Regions from separate parts of the Homo sapiens genome. Here all the other regions are linked to region 1. Evidence: chromatin contacts called from ENCODE Hi-C or POLR2A ChIA-PET data. All regions are on one chromosome and are shown on one strand. The core of a region is the stretch at or near the end of the contact, and the rest is flanking DNA. Distances in the headings are between cores, read along the strand shown.

Region 1 (2,700 bases), core at 68-2,567:
CCTGCTGGTCAGAACCCACTGTGACTTCAGGACCCATGCGAAAGTAGGCACAGGGGCCTTCTAACCCTAGGGGGTATCTACCTCCCCGACACTTCACAGCTGGGGGATGTTCCCAGATCCACACAGCAAAGCTAGGGGTCAGAGCCCAAGGCTCACTCTGTCACAGGAAAGGGCTTAAGGCTGCCCCATCTTTCTTCTGTCCACTTAGGGTTAGGGTAATCTAAAGGCACTGCTCAAATGAGGCAACTCCTATGCATTCTGCAAAACCCTAGCTTAAATACCGAAACCCAACATCTTTTTGTTTTGTTTTGTTTTTGTTTTTGTTTTTGAGACAGAGTCTCACTCTGTTGTCCAGGCTAGAGTGCAGTGGCGCGAACTCGGCTCACTGCAACCTCTGCATCCCAGGTTCAAGCAATTCTCCTGCCTCAGTCTCCTGAGTAGCTGGGACTACAGGAGCGTGCCACCATGTCCGGCTAATTTTTGTATTTTTAGTAAAGACCGGGTTTCACTATGTTGGCCAGGCTGGTCTCGAACTCCTGGCCTCAGGTGATCCGCCTGCCTCGGCCTCCTGAAGTGCTGGGATTACGGGCGTGAGCCACCACGCCCTGCCCCAACATCTATTAAATACTACCACCCAACATCTAGAAAGCTATCCCAACTTCCCAATGGGGGCGCTAAATCCTGGCTGAGCCTGCCCCCACTCCCACCCCCAGCTCTGATCCTCCCTAACCCCAACCCCGACCACAGGGGTTCTGAGAGAGCTGGGCTGTCTCCCCCTCCTCCCAAACTTGGGAGCCCCTCCTTGAGTTTCCACCAAGGTCAGCCCTGGCTGCTCCCAGGCAGAACAGCACGGAGTATGGGTTTCATGAAAGTTTTGTCCAGCAATCTCACTGTGCATCTGGGTAAACTGAGGCTCAAAGAGAGGCCCTGGAGGTTCTAGGGAGATGGCTCCTCATGTTCCTGGGTGGAAGGAAATGTGTGTGTGATTTTTCCGGGGGGCACACCGCCAAGCGTGGCGGGGAGCTGAGGCTCAGAGGTCACCCGCGAGCCCGGGGCCAGCGGGAGGGGACAGGCCTGGCTGGTGGCCCGGCAGTTCGGCTGGAGGGGGCGGTAGGCAGAGGTTGGCGGTGTCGGAAGCCAAAGGCTTGGCCTCCCCGAGGGAGCCGCTTTCCCGGCCCGGGTCGGATCAATGGGCTGTAATTATACCGCGCCGGGCCGGGAGCCGGCAGGGAGGGAGCGGGAGCTGGCGGGAGGGAGGCGACGGGCGGGAGAGCGCGGGCCGGAGAGGTACCCACGTTACTTTGATTGACAGCCTGGGCGGGAGCCGCGCGGGAGCTTCTGGGAATCGTAGTCTTTTTCTGAAAACCCGTGCTCTCCTCCAGCTTCCACGCTCGGGGAAACTGAGGCACAAGGCCCAGCACCACCCCCCTCCACCCCTGACTACCTATAGGCCCATCCCCCCCACCTGGGGGTAAAACTGAGACCGTTCCTGGAGCCCCCAGGCTCGGGTAAGAGCTTCAGCTCTTCGCCGGGCGTCCAGCGTGACTTAACTACTCTTTGCTTCAGTTTACCTATCTGTGAAATAGGGAGAAAGATGCAACCTCTGCTCCGCCAGCTAGCTGGTAGCATATTGCACGAGGGTCCCTTGTTTTGAAGGGGAGATAGGCCAGGCTTGGGGGTGACTCGCTTTCCCCTGTTTCTGGATAATAATGGAGCCTTAGCCCCCCCTCCTCCAATCCGGTCGAGCTCGGGCGTCCACTAGGGTCTCAGATTCTCCTAGGGAGGGGGGCCACACTCGCCAAACCCCGCCGGGAGCGCCGAGCTGCCTTCCGATTGGCCCTACTGATCCCAGTGCCTCCTGCCATTGGTTGCTGGTCTCCTAATCCCCATTGGCCAGTTTCCTATGTGACGTCACTGACCCATGTGGGAGCGTCGCGAGCGGATTGGCTGGCGCCCCCAGCCAACCACCGCGGAGAAAGGAATTTCCACAGTAGCTGGGGCGGCCAGGCTGATTTAAGGTGGTCTGAGCAATCCGGGGTCCCAGCGCAGCTTCTCAGCTTTTTCCCTTTTTTTTTTTTCCGTAAACCCACATCCACAACGTAAAACCCTAGCCAGGAACCAGGGGCTGAGCCTCTCTGTAATGGGAAGGGGGAGATCGGCGGCTGAGCTCCTTTTCCCCTCTGGCAGCTTCTTCCCTGATGGTGCAGCTGGGGAAACTGAGGCGCAAAGAGGGGGTCCGTGAAGTCCCGCGTGGCAAATGAAGTCGCTGGGGACTCTACCCACGTTGGAACACGCCTGGCAGGTTGCTTCCCTGCTTCCTGCTCTGGCCGGATGTGGTATTTTGGGGAGTTATGGAGTCACAGGCGGCCAAGGGTTCCCCAGTATGCACACAGTTGCTGGCAGCAGAGTCTCCCCAAATTCCACCCGCTGCTCCCAAAGTTGGGGATGTTGCTGCCCAGAGCAAAAACTCCTCCTTCCTGGCGGATCACACACTAAGGGATGGGGTGTGTTCCTGTGTGCGTGTGTGGTCTTGTGGCTTCTCGGGCAATCCACAAATCTGTATTTACCCTCCCCGGTGCAGTGTGCCTGTTAGAGGGATCTGAAGACTGCTGGGTAAAGATCCCCTGCTCTAGGGAGCCTCAGCTCACTCACCGGGCAATGCCCCTGTTCCTCGCCCGGCTCTGCCTTCATCCTTAGCTC
Region 2 (2,700 bases), core at 146-2,645, 350 kb after region 1:
TCTGCCCGCCTCGGACTCCCAAAGTGCTGGGATTACAGGCGTGAGCCACCGTGTCCTGCCGGGAGTCCTTATTCAGTGAGCCCAGGATGGAATCTTCTAGAATGCAGTAGACTGTTATTTGAATGCCTCCCTCACTCCTACAGTTGCAGCTGCAGGTTTCCGATTGCCCCTCACCCCAGCATTGCAGTTACCCCCAGAGCAACCCCTGGCAGCTCTTCTGAGGCTCTGTCTTCAGATGAGGAAACCAAGGCTCATGGCGTGGAGTGGGAGACTTCACCGGATGGGGTGGGAGCAGGGGCAGGGATGACCCCTGCCTCCCTGTAGCTCTTCTTTTTTTTTTTTTTTTTTTTTTTTTGAGATGGAGTCTCGCCCTGTTGCCCAGGCTGGAGTGCAGTGGTGTGATCTCTGCAACCTCCGTCTCCCGGGTTCAAGTGATTCTCCTGCCTCAGCCTCCTGAGTAGCTGGGACTACAGGTGCGTGCCACCACGCCTGGCCAATTTTTGTATTTCTAGTAGAGACGGGGTTTCGCTATGTTGGCCAGGCTGGTCTCGAACTCCTGACCTCGTGATCCGCCCGCCTTGGCCTCCCGAAATGCTGGGATGACAGGTGTGAGCCTCCGTGCCCAGCTCGCCCTGTAGCTCTTTTATGAGATGGCTCTGTCTGCATTTTGCACAAACTCTTTCATCTCCGTGATGGAACCAGCCACGTTTCCTTGCACATTTTTCCAGGTAAAACTCCGGCTTCCTTCTAGCTGTGGAGTTGATTATACCAGGACCCCTCATGTTAAAAACTATCAGCTTCAGGCCGGGCGCGGTGGCTCACGCCTGTAATCACAGCACTTTGGGAGGCCAAGGTGGGTGGATCACCTGAGGTGAGGAGTTCAAGACCAGCCTGGCCAACATAGTGAAACCCAGTCTCTGCTAAAAATACAAAATTAGCCGGGCGTGGTGGCGCGCGCCTGTAATCCCAGCTACTTGGGAGGCTGAGGCAGGAGAATCCCTTGAACCTGGGAGGCGGAGGTTGCAGTGAGCTGAGATTGCGCCACTGCACTCCAGCCTGGGCAACAGAGCAAGACTCCATCTCAAACAAAAACAAAGAAACAGAAACTATCAGTTTCACTTGAAAACATGCTCCGCATCAGTCCTCAGGGAAATGCAAATCAAAGCCATGGTGAGATACCACTTCACACCCAGTAGGATGGCTAGAATTAAAAAAACCAAAACAACAAACAATCACAAGGGCTCACGGGGAGGTAGAGACACGGGGATCCTCATGCGTCGCTGCTGGGAACATCATGTGGTACAGCTGCTCTGGAAACAGCCTGGCAGTTCCTGAAGTGGTTACATACAGTGTTTCCATATGACCCTGTGAGTTGACTCCTAGACGTACACCTAAGGGAAGTGAAAGCGTATGTCCACACAAACACTGCGCAAGAAGGATCTGGCCCGGTGATGTGGCTAATGCTAGTGATCCCAGCGCTTTGGGAGGCCGAGGTGGGAGGATCACTTGAGTCCAAGAGTTGGAGACCGGCTGGGTGAGGTTGCTCACGCCTGCAATCCCAGCACTTTGGGAGGCCGAGGCGGGCGGATCATGAGGTCAGGAGATCGAAGCCATCCTGACTAATATGGTGAAACCCCATCTCTACTAAAAGGACAAAAAATTAGCCGGGCGTGGTGGCGGGCGCCTGTAGTCCCAGCTACTCGGGAGGCTGAGGCAGGAGAATCGCTTGAACCTGGGAGGTGGAGGTTGCAGTGAGCCGAGATCGTGCCACTGCATTCCAGCCTGGGCAACAGAGCAAGACTCCGTCTCAAAAACAATAAAATAAAAAAAGTTGGTTGCTACAAAAAAAATAAAAATAAAAATTAGCCAGGCCTGCTGGGGCACACCTGTAGTCCCAGCTACTTGGGAGGGTTACACAGGAGGATCAAAGAAACAAAAACTGTCGGTTTCACTTCAAAACATGCTCCGCGTCAGTCCTCAGGGAAATGCAAATCAGAGCCATGGTGAGATACCACTTCACGCCCAGTAAGATGGCTAGAATTAAAAAACCAGAACAACAAACAATCACAAGGGCTCACGGGGAGGTAGGACATGGGGACCCTCATGCGAGCTCGGGAGACGAAGGTTGCAGTGAGCTGTGATCACACCACCGCACTCCAGCCTGAGCAACAGAGCAAGACCCTGTCTCAAAAAAGAAACGAATGAAGTCGGGAGTTCAAGACCAGCCTGACCAACATGGAGAAACCCCGCCTCTACTAAAATACAAAATTAGCCAGGCGTGGTGATGCATGCCTGTAATCCTAGCTACTTAGGAGGCTGAGGCAGGAGAATCTCTTGAACCCAGGAGGCGGAGGTTGCAGTGGGCTGAGATCTCACCATTGCATTCCAGCCTGGGCAACAAGAGGGAAACTCCATCTCAAAAAAAAAAAAAAAAAAAAATTGTAAATTTTGTGTTAAGTGTATTTTACTAAAAAACCCACTGTTAGTCTATGTGGTCACTTTTCAGAGCTTTTAATTTTTAATTTTAAAATGTTTTAATTTTTTAAAAAATAGAGACAGGTGGCTGGGCAAGGTGGCTCATGCCTGTAATCCCAGCACTTTGGGAGACCGAGGCGGGTGGATCACCTGAGGTCAGGAGTTTGAGACCAGCCTGGCCAAGATGGTGAAACCACATCTCTACTAAAAATACTAAAATTGGCC
Region 3 (2,700 bases), core at 184-2,683, 420 kb after region 1:
CACAGGCGGATCACAAGGTCAGGAGATCGAGACCATCCTGGCTAACATGGTGAAACCCCGTCTCTACTGAAAATACAAAAAATTAGCCGGGTGTGGTGGCGGGCGCCTGTAGTCCCAGCTACTCAGGAGGCTGAGGCAGGAGAATGGCGTGAACCCGGGAGGCAGAGCTTGCAGTGAGCCGAGATCTCGCCACTGCACTCCAGCCTGGGTGACAGAGCAAGACTCCGTCTCAAAAGAGAGAGAAAAAAAAAAAAAGTTGATGAGGGTTTTGGGCAGGCAGAGGGAATCGAACTCACTCCTCCGTGGTGATCAGCATGAAGGAAGGGGAGAGAAAAGGGGCAGACGAGCCTCTTGTGGCTGCCATAACAGGTGACCACAGACCCGGAAGTATCAATCCGCAGACGTGTGTCCTCTCACGGTTCTGGAGGGCAGAAGTACTAAACCAAGCTGTCTGCAGAGCTGTGCTCCCCTGGGCGCTACAGGAGAGGATCCTTCCGCGTCCTCTGGCTTCTGGGGGCTCTGGCAAACCTGGCTTGTGCTTACCGTCGAATTGCTCCAGTCTCTGCTTCTGTTTTCTGCTGTCTCTCTGTGTCTCCTTCTTTGTTTTTGTTTGTTTGTTTGTTTGTTTGTTTTAGATGAGGTCTTGCTCTGTCACCCAGGCTGGAGTGCAGTGGTGCCATCTTGGCTCACTGCAACCTCTGCCTCCCAGGTTCAAGCAATTCTCCTGCCTCAGCCTCCCGAGTAGCTGGGATTACAGGCGCGCACCAACACGCCCGGCTAACTTTGTGTTTTTAGTAGAGATGAGGTTTGTCCATGTTGGTCAGGCTGGTCTCGAACTCCTTATCTCAGGTGATCTGCCCACCTCGGCCTCCCAAAGTGCTGGGATTACAGGAGTGAGCCACTGTGCCCAGCCATTTTTCTTTAATTAATTTTTTGTGTCTGGAGTCTTGCTGCTGTGTTGCACAGGCTGGAGTGCAGTGGCAGCATCATAGCTCACTGCAGCCCTGAAATCCTAGGGCTCAAGCAATCCTCCCGCCTCAGCTTCCCGAGTAGCTGGGACCACAGGTGTGGACCACCACATCCAGCTTCAACATAAGTTTTAAGCAAATGCAATTAGTCCGTAACAGTCATTTTCCGAGGTTCCCCGTGGACAAGAATTTTGAAGGGACGTCACTAAACCCCTTGCAAGGGAAGTGAGCTTTACTCAGGTCTCAGGAAGCTCCTGGGGTGTGCAGGAAGGGGCGAGGTCACCCCAGGAGGAAGGCGCTGTGCTAAGGAAAGGTGACTGTTGATGGGGCCCCCGTTTGCAGAAACCTGTATGAGTCGTACCACCTCTGTGTAATCTGCCACCTTCAGAGCGCCTGCAGGAAGGCGGCCACGTCACCCCTTTTATAAATGAAACTGGAAGCTCAGGCTGGGAAACCCAAGGTCACAGAACCCAGCCTCAAAGGCAGCCAGCATTTCCACCGCAGGAGTCTGTTCTCTGCACAGAGCTGTCTTGCTCTGTTGCCCGGAGCCAGAGTGCAATGGCACGATTTCGGCTCACTGCAACCTCCACTTCCCGGGTTCAAGCAATTCTCCTGCCTCAACCTCCCAAGTAGCTGGGATTACAGGCGCACAACACCACGCCCAGCTAACTGGCCGACCCACGTTGGCTGGGGGTGCTGACGGCATAAGCTCACCCCTAGGTCCCTCTAGGGTGGCCGATGACAGGACCCTAAGAAGCTCACCCCCAGCTGGGATGTTTCGTTGAAAATCTTCTCTTTTGCCTTTAGTTGCTTGAAAACATTGGACTCATACCCAAGAGCTTTCTAATTGGTTTCGATAGGAAACGGTTCTGAGGTTTCGCCTTTTTTAATATCCTGTTGGTCTGAGACTGGAGTGGCCCCTGGGGTGGCAGGTTTCCCGGTGCATGGGCCCAGCTCTGGTGTGTGGGTTGGGGGATCAGGACAGAGGTTTGTGAGGGGGGCAGTGACCTGCCTGCAGAGAGAGGGGTCGGGACGACGGCCTGTAGCCAGGGTGCAGGGGGATCTGCCTTTCTTTCATTCTACAGGGTCCTCTCCTCTCCCCTCCCCTCCCCTCCCCTCCCCTCCCCTCCCCTCTCCTCTTTTCTTTTCTGTTTTTGAGACAGAGTTTTGCTCTTGTTGCCCAGGCTGGAGTGCTATGGCGCGATCTCGGCTCACTGCAACCTGCAACCTCTACCTCCCGGGTTCAAGCAATTCTCCTGCCTCAGCCTCCCAAGTAGCTGCGAATACAGGCGCGCACCACCATGCCTGGCTAATTTTGTATTTTTAGTAGAGACGGGGTTTCTTTATGTTGGTCAGGCTGGTCTTGAACTCCCGACCTCAGGTGATCCGCGCCCCCCCCTCGTCCTCCCAAAATGCTAGGATTAGCTTTATTGAGATATAACTGACACAGCGTAAAACTCACCCTTTAAAAATGTGCAGCTCAGCGGTTTTTACATTCACAGAGTTGTGCAACCATCTCCTTTATCTAATTCCGGAACATCCTATCACCCCCAAAAGAAGCCCTGTCCCCCATGAGCAGTCACTCCCCATCTCCCCCCGGCAGCCCTGCCACACACGCATCCCCTCCCTGTCCCCATGGATGGGCCTGTCCTGGACATTTCGTAGAAATGGGATCACACACTGCGTGGCCCTCTGTCTCTGGCTCCTTTCATAGAGTGTGATGTCCTCAAGG

The links. Hi-C counts contacts between places; a loop is a spot of excess contacts on that map. ChIA-PET counts read pairs that join two places held with the same protein, here RNA polymerase II (POLR2A). Pooled maps may share reads with other maps.
Region 2: a loop to region 1 is called in a pooled map, with 6 times the contacts of the local background. The contact joins two enhancer-like sites. A Hi-C loop is called at or near these places in 1 of 168 maps with a recorded cell type or tissue (MCF 10A) and 2 of 50 pooled maps. POLR2A ChIA-PET finds 5 or more read pairs at or near these places in 3 of 52 experiments (B cell, Caco-2 and activated T-cell).
Region 3: a pooled map shows a loop between it and region 1 (6-fold over the local background). The contact joins two enhancer-like sites. A Hi-C loop is called at or near these places in 2 of 50 pooled maps. POLR2A ChIA-PET finds 5 or more read pairs at or near these places in 4 of 52 experiments (B cell, activated B cell, activated naive CD8-positive, alpha-beta T cell and 1 more).

What each region holds. Positions count from the first base shown.
Region 1 is chr19:3,034,913-3,037,612 of GRCh38, reverse strand. It overlaps a transcript of TLE2 not described here. Among named protein-coding and RNA genes, the nearest start is that of TLE2, 7.0 kb to the right of the region's middle. RefSeq lists silencers at 1,113-1,172, 1,833-2,002 and an enhancer at 2,143-2,342. Within about 2 kb of position 1,317, at least 38 of the 41 ENCODE cell types and tissues checked have a DNase peak (open chromatin) inside an H3K27ac peak, as active enhancers do; they include B cell, where a contact is called at or near this core.
Region 2 is chr19:2,680,311-2,683,010 of GRCh38, reverse strand. All of the region lies in intron 1 of GNG7 (G protein subunit gamma 7), which reads left to right. Among named protein-coding and RNA genes, the nearest start is that of GNG7, 21 kb to the left of the region's middle. Within about 2 kb of position 1,395, at least 5 of the 41 ENCODE cell types and tissues checked have a DNase peak (open chromatin) inside an H3K27ac peak, as active enhancers do; they include B cell, where a contact is called at or near this core.
Region 3 is chr19:2,619,629-2,622,328 of GRCh38, reverse strand. The region is part of intron 2 of GNG7 (G protein subunit gamma 7); the gene reads left to right. Among named protein-coding and RNA genes, the nearest start is that of MIR7850, 9.7 kb to the left of the region's middle. RefSeq lists enhancers at 153-352, 1,232-1,531. Within about 2 kb of position 1,433, at least 25 of the 41 ENCODE cell types and tissues checked have a DNase peak (open chromatin) inside an H3K27ac peak, as active enhancers do; they include B cell, where a contact is called at or near this core.